Linked DNA regions of Homo sapiens: region 1 is linked to region 2. A link is a contact called in ENCODE Hi-C or POLR2A ChIA-PET data. All regions are on one chromosome and are shown on one strand. Each heading gives the region's core, a stretch centred on a gene start or an enhancer-like site at or near the end of the contact. The rest is flanking DNA. Distances are from core to core; before and after follow the strand shown. Region 1 overlaps FHOD3 (formin homology 2 domain containing 3). Region 2 overlaps FHOD3 (formin homology 2 domain containing 3).

Region 1 (5,444 bases), core at 2,459-4,958, 71 kb before region 2:
AAGTGTCCATATTCATATCAGAAAAGTAGACTTTAAAACAGGGAATATTGACAGGGATGAAGAGAGGTATTACATAGCAATAAAAGTTCAATACACCAAGAAGCCACAACAATCCCAAATGTAAGCACACCTACCAACAGAACTTCAAAGCACCTAAAGCAGGAACTCATAAAGATGAAAGAAGAAATACACAAATCCACTGTAATAGTTGGAGACTTCAACTCTCCTTTCACACTAATCTATAGAACAAGTAAATGGAAAGTCAGTAAGAATATAGAAGATGTGGACACCACTATTACTCAATTTGATATAGTGGATATTTATAGAACAGCCACTCAATAACAGCAGAATACATGTTCTTTTAAAGTGTACATGAGACATTCACCAGGATAAGCCATATTCCGGGCCATAAAATAAGCCTTAATAAGTCTAAAAGATTTGATAAAGTATATGTTCTGACCACAAAGAAATTAAATTAGAAATTAGTAACAGATATCTGGAAAATCTCTAAATATTTGGAAATTAAACAATACACCTTAATAAACCATGGGTCAAAAAAATCACAAGGTTAAGTTATTCCCCTCTGAATTCAATATTAATAAAATTTTCAAATAAATGAAAATGAAAACAATATATCAAAATTTACAGGAAGCAGTTGAAGCAGTACTTAGAGATGAACTTATAGCATTAAATACTTCTATTAGAAACAAGACGGGTCTCAAATCATTTAAATTTCTACCTGAAGAAACTAGAAGAGCAAACTAAACTTAAAGCAAACGAAAGGAAATAATGAAATAGAAATCAGAAAAGCAGTAGGAAAAAACCTCTAATGAAATCAATAGCTGATTCTTGAAAAAGGCTAAAATAAAATTGATAGATTTCTAGTCACTGACCAAGTAAAATAGAAGACACAAATTACCAATACCAGGTATAAAAGGACATTGCTACAGTTAATAAAAGGATGACAGAGAATATGAACAGCTTTATGCCCATACATTTAACAACTTAAATGGACAAATTCCTTGAAAGACACAAATGAACAAACTTCATTGAAGAACAAAGAGATAATCAGAATAGCCCTACATTAATGAAGAAATTGAATAAATAACACAAAGTCTATACAAATCCCTTCTGAAAGCAGAAGGGGAAGGAGTACCCCCAACTCACAAAATTCGCATTGTCTCAATATTAACACCATTGCAAGAAAAGAAACTATAAACCAGTATTTCTTATGATTATAGATGCAGAAATTTTCAACAAAATATTAGCAGTCATTCTCAGCTGATTTTTTTCTAATATTTAATTTGTATTTTAAAAACTGATTATTTTGACTACAGCACCAAGTAGTAAAACCTTAATGATCAGAACACAACTAATGATGATCTTCATTTAGATGAATCAGAAACAATAATATGTCACTAGTAACTAAAGGAGACTTTAACTGTGATATTTTGAGTCTACTTATGGCATATTTCTGCTTATCATCTGCTAACAAGTAAGAAGGTCTAATGCAAGCCTATTGCTATTTTTGTTTTGTTTTGTTTTGTTTTGTTTTGTTTTGTTTTGTTTTGTTTGAGACAGGTTCTTGCCCTATCACCTAGGCTGGAGTGCGGTGACATGATCTCAGCTCACTGCAATCCCCACCTCCCAGGTTCACGAGATTCTTCTGTCTCAGCTTCCCAAGTAGCTGGGATTACAGGCATGTGCCACCATGCCTGGCAAATTTTTGTATTTTTAATAGAGACGGGCTTTCACCATGTTGACCAGACTGGTCTTGAACTCCTGACCTCAAGTGATCCGCCTGCCTCGGCCTCCCAAAGTGCTGGGATTACAGGCCTGAGCCACGGTGCCCAGCAGCCTATTGACTTAAGAGTTACCTGGAATTGGCTCTTTTCTACTGATGTTCTTCCTGGATAGGATAAATCTGGTCCACTTCTTTGGGGGTATACATGGCCCATGCTTTCACTTGATAGTTTTATTCTTATTTATTAGAAGTAGTATTAGCAAAAAACAAAGTCTTTTTCTCTGGGATTTGGGGATTCTCAGATGTTAGCTGTGAAAGCTGGAAGAAGTGTGATCACCCCAGAGACCAGGGTTCTACTCCAGGCGTGATGCAGTAGGAAACCCACTATTTATTACTCATATGTTGAGGCCACACAGACTCTTTAGAGGTCAGCCTGAGAGTCACCAGGGCCTTGTTTCTTCGGGTCAGAGATGAATTAGATGTTCAGATTGGGGATGGTTGATTCCTCTGGAGCTTTCTAGGCTCCTACTTTTTAGAAAGGTGATGCATTTTTCTCTTAATCACAACTCTTCATAATTAGCAAGTGTTTGTGGGCTGCATATTGTATTTAGAGGTGGTAGATTCCATAGTGGTCAAACAACAGGGAATCTTTGGAGTCACATACCACTCCCCAGACCCCCACCCTACAGTATCTTGCCCCTGCCACTTAGCAGCAATATGTATTAAGTTGTGAGTTTGGAGGAGCCTGCACTGCCCCAGGATGTGAGAGAAAACCACAGTGTCTGTAATACAGCAAGGGAGGGGGCTGTGTGACCAAGGGCTTGGCAGACCGTGCAAAGGATTTTGGATTTCATTCTGGCTGCGGTGGGCAGCCACTGAAGGGTTTAAATGGGGAAGTGATGTCATCTAGTGGGAGTTTCCACAGGAGCCCTCTGTTCTTTGCCGGAAGGCAATATGTCTGGTAGGGAGACCTTTGAAGAAATGACTGCCAAGCAAATACTGAGCTTTACCTATCTGTGTCCTGTTAAATCTCTCTCAGTGGGGGCCTATCCATTTCCTGGGCCACTGTGAAAAACCAGCATATCCTTTCTGTCACTAGACTTCTGCAAACTCTTCTGGGGCCATTTGTTCCATGCCACTTGCACAAGGGGGGAATGTGGCTCTGCCCTGTATCCCTTTAGGCTAGAATTGAAGCCCGAGGTGGTTGGCCAATGACGTGACATTGTTTTGAATGCCTTTATTATATCTAAACACTTTAAATGATATTTTGCATTCCACTCCATAGTACACATGCTTAATTTAACACAGAACCCATTTTCCTGTAATACTGTCTGTTCCCATTTTACAGATGGAGAATCCAAGGCTTAGAGATGTAAAGTGTTTTGTTCAAGGTCACATAGCTAGTAAATGGTGATACCAGGTTTGGAATGCAGGCAGTCTGATTACTTAGCCTTTGCTCCTGATAATTCCATTCTTCACTGTGGTATCCTAGTGCCTCGAACTGTACCCAGCAGGTTCTCAGTAAACATGCGTTGGGTGATTCTATTGGAAAAGTCTGGCATCGGGTGCTAGGAATGCAACCCTATGCACACCTGAGCCACCTGGATCAGGACCAAGTGTGGGTGCTGGGAGGCTAAGCGGGATGTGTGCTCCTTGGTGTCCTGCATAACCAGAACAGGACTCCCTCCGGTGTGTCTTCAGCACCTCGCAGCACCATCACTCTGGCCAGCTAGTAATTGTGGCATACTCATCTGTCTCTCTAGCTGCATGGTGATCTCTGGAGGATGGGCCCTGTATTAAGCTCACCTCCTTCTTCCTGAGGCCTGGTCTAACTCATATATTTGAAATGTGACTGCTCAACAGTGGGCTTATGGAAGTCAGCCCAAGTCTTCAGCCAGAGAATTCCAAGAGTGGGATCTTTCATCTGCCTTGCCCATGGCCAGAACCATCCTTGAACATGAGTGAGAAAACAGGCCCAGGCAGAGCTAAGGCTGGCTTCCTGCCCAGAGGCCCTCATGTGACTAGAAGGAGCCAGCTAGTCCGTAGAGCTGCCATGCTGCCCTTGGGTCTCCCATGCTGCCTAGGGAACCCTAGGGCCTGAGGAGCGCTCAAGGCAGCCAGCACACCCCAGGAACAGGAGATGCAGAAAGCATGGGGGTGCAGGGCCTGTAAGGCAAGGGAGGCATGAGGTAGAAGGATGGATTCTGTTCTGGCTGCGTGGGTTTTTCTGGGTATAGTTGGCCATCAAGTGGAAATAGTTTATAAACTGGAAAATAGGGTCTGCAAACAGCTGGAAATAGAGATCTGGAGAGAGGAAGGGTGGGAGATGAGGGTGAAAAATCTAGGTGATAGTTGTCAGTGATAGCCAGAGTGGATTTCTACCTGTTTGAGAGGGAATAGGCAAAAGGGCAGGCCCCAAATCTGTCCCATCTACACATTATTCCATGCCACCTGTCACACACCAGATATGTATATGCAACATTCTTCTTATGGTTGGGGGTAAGGTCTGTATCCTGAATGAAATGAATAGGCTTTCATTACCTTTCCAGGGATAGTTTTGTTATCATTCATATCCTGTCTGTGTTTTCACTGTCAATAGAGTCAGTTTAATTAATTTATATGTTTTATTCTTTATTTCAGAAAAACTATACAACTCCAGCGGACGAGATTTGAGAAGGGCCCTCTTCTCCCTGAAGCAGATATTTCAGGTAAATAGGAAAAAAATAAGTACTTACCTGTTTTTACATTGCTGTGAAATTAGATACAGGCAAGCTTCTACCTGTACTTGTTATGAAAAGGAAGGACAAATTTAGATTACAATATTTATATTTAGATTACAATATACATTAGGTCATAATATCAGTTGAGAATTTTTATCATGTCAAATATTTCAAACATAATAAAAAGTAAAGGTAACTTTATCACATATTTTTCCATATTTACTTCTAGTTTTTTTTTTTTTTAACTATTATTATACTTTAAGTTCTGGGACACATGTGCAAAATGTGCAGGTTTGTTACACAGGCATACATGTGCCATGGTGGTTTGCTGCACCCATCAACCCATCATCTACATTAGGTATTTCTCCTAATGCTATCCCTTCCCTAGCCCCCTACCCACTGACAGGCCCTGGTGTGTGATGTTCCCCTCCCTCTGTCCATGTGTTCTCATTGTTCAACTCTCACTTATGAGTGAGAACATGTGGTGTTTGGTTTTCTGTTGCTGTGTTTTCTGAGAATGATGGTTTCCAGCTTCATCCATGTCCCTGCAAAGGACATGAACTCATTCTTTTTTATGGCTGCATAGTGTTCCATGGGGGTATATGTGCCACATTTTCTTCATCCAGTCTACCATTGATGGGCATTTGGGTTGGTTCCAAGTCTTTGCTATTGTGAATAGTGCTGCAATAAACATACATGTGCAAAGCCTATTAGAGGTATAACTGAAGACCTGTGTTATGCTCCCCCATCCCAAACAACCTCTTTCCACCCTACCCCCACATGCATGTTTCCTAATGGTAAATATTCACCAACAATATGTGATATTCTTTTGTATGAACTGTATACATATGTGATCATGTTGCATATATATCCTACTTCTGCTTACTGAGAATGGGATAGGTGTAGGCATAGCTGGTGTAGCTCTGATTGAAGATTGCATTGGATGAATAAAACACAAGTTGTTTTATTCATTCTTCTAT
Region 2 (5,409 bases), core at 2,271-4,770:
CCCTGGGCCAAGTTGATACAGATACTTGATTTTTCAGTTTTTAATGCAGCCATTATGAAAATGCTTCAGGAAGTAAGAGTGAACATTCCTGAAATGAATAGAAAGATGGAAAGTCTCATTAAGAAATAGAATATATAGAGAACCCAATGGAAAATTTAGAAACGAAATTTACAATGAAAGATACAATAACCAAAGTAAAAAGCTTACCAGATGGGCTCGGTAGCAGATTGGAAATGATAGACCTTAAATAAGACACATTAGTACTTATATTACATATGACTGGTCTAATCACAGTAATTAAAAGACAGACATTAATGAATAAATGAAACAAGACCCAACTAAATGCTGCTTACAAGAAACCCACTTATAATGCTATAGGTGGTTTAAAAGCAAAAGGATGCAGGAGAAAAAAACATGCAAACACTAATCAAAAGAAGGTGAAGTGACTATATTAATTATTAGAAGAAGTAGGCTTCAGAGCAAAGAAAATAATTAGAGGCAAAGCAGACATTATAATGACAAAAGAATCAGGTCACCCAGAAAACTAGAGCTTCAAAATTCATAAAGCAAAAACAGAACTGAAATAAGAAATAGAAAAAATTCTGTTGTAGTTGGAGACTTCAATACTTCTTTTTTGGTAATCAATAGAATTGACAGACTGAAAATCAGCAAGGCTATGAAGGAACTGAATGGCACCATCAACCAAATAGTTCTAATTGACATCTTTAGAAAACACTACCCAACTACAGAGAATACATATTACTTTCAAATATGCATAAAACATTCACCAATATAAATCATATCATGGGTCACAAAATAAACCATAACCAATTTAAAATAATTGAAATACTGTAATTTCTGACTGGAATAAAATTAAACTGTAAATCAGTAACGGAAGGAGAACATGAATATGTCCAAACTCTTAGAAATTAACACACTTCTAAATAATCCATGTGTTGAGGAATTCTCAATGGAAGTTAGCAAACGTTTTGTACTAAATGAAAATACAACACATCAGATTTGTGGGATGTGGTTGAAGCAATGCATGAGGGAAATTTCTAGCATTACCTGCATATATTAGAAAAGAGGGAAATAATAATGTAAGCACCTACCTTAAGAAACTAGAGTAAGAAAAGTAAAATAAAACCAAATAAGTAGAAGGAAGAAAATAATAAAAGTAGAAATTGATGAAGTTGAAAGCGGAGAAAAAAATAGAGAAAATCAATGAAACAAAAAGCTGATTCTGTGAAAAGAAAAATAAAATTGACCAACAAGAATGACAAATGAAAAAAGAGAAGATATGCATTGCTAACATTAAGAATGAAAGGGGATTAAACTTCACTTCAATGAATTATGACAGAATACTATGAACAACTCTCAGCACATAAAATTGATACATTAGATGAAATGGATCAATTCCTTAAATGGATCATTTCCTTAAAAACCACAAACTACCAAAACCCACCCAAGATGAAATGATAACCTGACTAGCCCCATTACTGTAACTATTAAAGAAATTTAATTTGCAGTTAACCTTCTTAACAAAATATCTCCAGCCCCAAACAGTTGCCTGGTGAATTCCACCAAACATTTAAAGATAAAATAAAACCAATTTTACAAAATCTCTTCCAGAAAACAGAAGAGGAGGAAACACTTCCCAATTCATTTTATGAGGTCAGTATTACCATGGTATGAAAACCAGACATAAAATACACTGAACAATATTTATTATGAACAAAGATGCAAAAAATCCTCAACAAATATTAGTAAATCAAATCCAGCAATATATGAAAAGAGTAATATGCCATGGTCAAAAAGGATGCAAGACTCATTGAGTATTTGAAATTCAGTTAGTATAACCTACTGCATTAACAATCTGAAGAAGAAAAAACACAATCATATCAGTTGATGTAGAAGAAGCATTTGACAAAATTCATTCATTCATGATTTACAAAAAGCTCTTAGCAGACTAGAAATTGGAGAAACTTTCTCATCTTGATAAAAGACAATTTACAAAAACATATGTCTAACATCATAATTAATAGTAAAGGATTATTAATGCTTTCTCCCTAATATTAGGAACAAGGCAAGGGTGTTCACTCTCACCACGCCCATTGAATATTATACTGAAAGTCTTCACTAGTGCAATAGGGATGGGAAGAGGGATATAGATTGGGAAGGAAGAAATAAAATTGTTCTTTTTCACAAACAGCATTATTGTCTATGTACAAAATTCCAGGAAATCTACAAAAACAAAACAAAAAATCAAACACTCCTAGAATTAATGTTTAACAAAGTTATAGGATATAAGGCCAATATACAAATTCAATTTTGTTTCTATATACTAACAATAAACAATTAGGAATGGAAAGGTTTTTAAAACACCGTTTGTAATAGCTCCAAAGAATGTGAACTACTTATAATTTTGGCAAAAAATACCATCCCAAACAAACATATATTGCATCTATAGTTGAAAACTATAGAACACTGATAAAAGCAATCTGCGAAGATGTATAATAAATAGACATAACAGGTTTATAGGTTAGAAGATTCAGCAGAGTAAAGATGTCAGTTCTCCTAGAATTTATAGATTAACATTATTTCCAGAAAGATTTTGTTGTTGTTGTTGATTTAGACAAGCTGCTTCCAGAATTTGTATTAAAAGGCAAAAGAACAAGAATGGCTGAACCAATTTTGAAAAAGAAGAACGAATAGGAAGAATCATACTACCTGATTTTAACATTTACTCTAAAGCTATGGTGATCCAGATTGTGTGGCATTGGCAAAGGGTTGGACAGACCAATGGGACAGAAACAGACCCGTACAAACACAACCAGTTGATTTTTGGCAAATTTGCCAAAGCAATGAAATAGAAAAAGGACAGTCTCTTTAACAAATGGCATTAGTTGGACCTATGAAAAAAAAATGAACCTCAATCTATGCTTCTTTGTACAACAGTTATCTCAAATTGGATCATAGAGCTACATATAAAGAGGAGAAACTACATATTTTTAGAAGAACACATAAGAGAAAATCTTTGTGACTTCTAGTTAGGCAAGGAGTTTTCCCACCACTTCTCATGACCCACAGCTGGGTAAGGTTAGCCTGGAGAGCTTGCTCCCTGTTTTCTGTTTTTGAGAGTTGTTCAGCGTGTGCTTCTGTTCATTGGAGGCACTGTTCTAACTCATTCCTCACCACACCCCTGCAAAATAGATAGTATGGTATAGCCGTGTCATTTTTGAGATGAAGAAACTGAAGCACAGAAAGATGAATAAATATACCTTGAGTGTAATAAGTTCCATGAGTGGCAGAACAGGAAATGCTCTCTTCCTAGACCTGTGGTGCCATCTACCTCTGTGTTCTGATAGACAGTCTCAGCCTCCACATTCTTCTTGAAAACACAAATCATGAATTTTCATGGCTCCTGTGACCCAGACGTGTGTTTTCAGGGCATCTGTTTTGTTCTTCTGTGTGGGTTTTATTCTCAGGCCCACGTTTGAGGTTGGTGGGTTTTTGCTGCTTGTAGTGCAATATTAACCCACATGAATCTATTTAGCGCCATCTCGTGTCTGGAGCGGTTTACAGGCCGGATTGCTTTAGTAGTAGTGGGTAGGTACAAAAAAGATGTAGTGGGAAAGATTTGATTACCAAAATATGAAAAATTAGCGTGATCGGACACTTGAATTCCATTAGACATGAACTTTGTAGTGATGCACCTCTTCCAGTATGATCCAGTTAATAGAATGTTGCGGGGAACAGATCAAGTCAGCTTTTAAACCTTAGTTTGCCTTCTCCCATTGTAATAGTGTCCTGGCTTCTTGGGCACTTGGCCAGTACCAGAGGCCCTGAGCTCTTGGGGGGAGGCCTTCAGTCCCAGCTTCTCAGCCTTGTGGAGAGTCTTCCCCGTGGATATACCTTCCAGAAGGCTAAAGAGTCTACCTTCTCTCTCCCTGTGTGGTTAGCTGATTTAAAGGAAGGTGCCAAAATGTACCTCAGGATTGGCCTTTTCAGCAGCGGGACTCAGAATGGGAAAAGGACAGTGGAGCAAACTCCTCTTCCATGGAGACTTGCCAGTTTGTTTGGGAAGGGAAGGAGGGAAGAAATGGGAAAAAATAGGGCAGAATGTGCCGAATTCTTGGAGCTCTTCCATGAGGTAGGGGCTGCATCTTTCTGCAGGAGGGTGGGGGTGGTGGTGGTAAGAAAGGATGCACTAGTAAAAAAATTCTAAAAACAAAAGCATGTAACACCTCACATTATTCAGTCTTATTTTTGTTCTTTTTTTTTTTTTTAACATATTTTACTTTTCCATTACAGAAGTAATCGATGCTCATGTTAGAAAGCTGGGAAAATAGGAAAAATACATCCAAAGAATATATACTCAATCACAATGGTTAATATTTTATGGATTTCCTTTTCTTCTTTGTATGCATGAAGATTGGAGTGTTATAACTGGGCACGGTGGCTTATGCCTGTAATCCAGGCACTTTGGGATTCCAAGGCTGGTGGATCACTTGAGCCCAGGAGTTTGAAACCAGCCTGGATAGCAGAAGGAGACCCTATCTCTACAGAAAAAAAAAAAAAATAGCTTGGTGTGGTGGCATGTGTCTGTGGTCCCAGCTACTCAGGAGGCTGAGATGGGAGGATCATTTGAGCCTGGGTGGATAAGGCTGCAGTGAGCCATGATGGCACCACTGCTCCAACGTGGGTGACAGCGTGAGACCGTGTCTCAACTAAAAGAAGATTTGAGTGTTTAATAATGTGATGTTGCTTTTTACTTATTTTATTTAATTATGTGATGTTGCTTTTTACTTATACTTGCTTTTTACTTATTTTATGAGAAACATTTTACAAGTTAGGACATAGCTTTGGTAAATGACTGTGTACGCTGAGTTCTAGGACCATGACAGGTATTTGTGTTTTAGTTATTATTTTGGTATATTAAATAATGCTTCAGTGAACACCTTTGCTTCCTTTTTTATTTTGTTTAAACTTAGAGCTATTTCCTTAGAATAGGTTTCCCAAATCATGATGACTGGGAAAGGGCTTGAAGAGGACTTCGAGGCTCTTAGTATAAACACATACGTGCTCACCCACCCTGGCTGGAAGTGGGCTCTGCTACTTAGGCAGTGATGGAGATTTTGGTCACATCCCTTCACTTCTCAGAGCCTCAGTTTTTTCTTCTTCCAAATGGAGGTAAAAATACCCACTGCATATGGCTTTTCTATTAATAATACCTATAAAGTCCCTCTGGAGAACTTGGCACACAGTGAGCGCTAAATACATGGTAACTTTACAAAATAATTATAGTTCTAGATAGCCTTATTACAGGTTTCTACCAGTTTGCCCTACCACCAGCAATGCATGAAGTTATTTAACCTCTCTAGTGTTTGATACATAATCATTTCTTTT

Evidence for each region. Hi-C counts contacts between places; a loop is a spot of excess contacts on that map. ChIA-PET counts read pairs that join two places held with the same protein, here RNA polymerase II (POLR2A). Pooled maps may share reads with other maps.
Region 1: a loop to region 2 is called in a map of GM12878, with 4 times the contacts of the local background. The contact joins two enhancer-like sites. A Hi-C loop is called at or near these places in 7 of 168 maps with a recorded cell type or tissue (GM12878, HepG2, PC-3 and 3 more), 1 of 37 single-sample maps with no recorded cell type and 4 of 50 pooled maps. POLR2A ChIA-PET finds 5 or more read pairs at or near these places in 1 of 52 experiments (BJ).

What each region holds. Positions count from the first base shown.
Region 1 is chr18:36,497,548-36,502,991 of GRCh38, forward strand. It overlaps FHOD3 (formin homology 2 domain containing 3), which reads left to right. Exons shown (of 29, transcript NM_001281740.3): 4 at 4,385-4,452. Among named protein-coding and RNA genes, the nearest start is that of FHOD3, 200 kb to the left of the region's middle. RefSeq lists an enhancer at 2,654-2,703. Within about 2 kb of position 3,709, at least 2 of the 41 ENCODE cell types and tissues checked have a DNase peak (open chromatin) inside an H3K27ac peak, as active enhancers do.
Region 2 is chr18:36,568,876-36,574,284 of GRCh38, forward strand. The region is part of intron 5 of FHOD3 (formin homology 2 domain containing 3); the gene reads left to right. Among named protein-coding and RNA genes, the nearest start is that of TPGS2, 260 kb to the right of the region's middle. Within about 2 kb of position 3,521, at least 3 of the 41 ENCODE cell types and tissues checked have a DNase peak (open chromatin) inside an H3K27ac peak, as active enhancers do.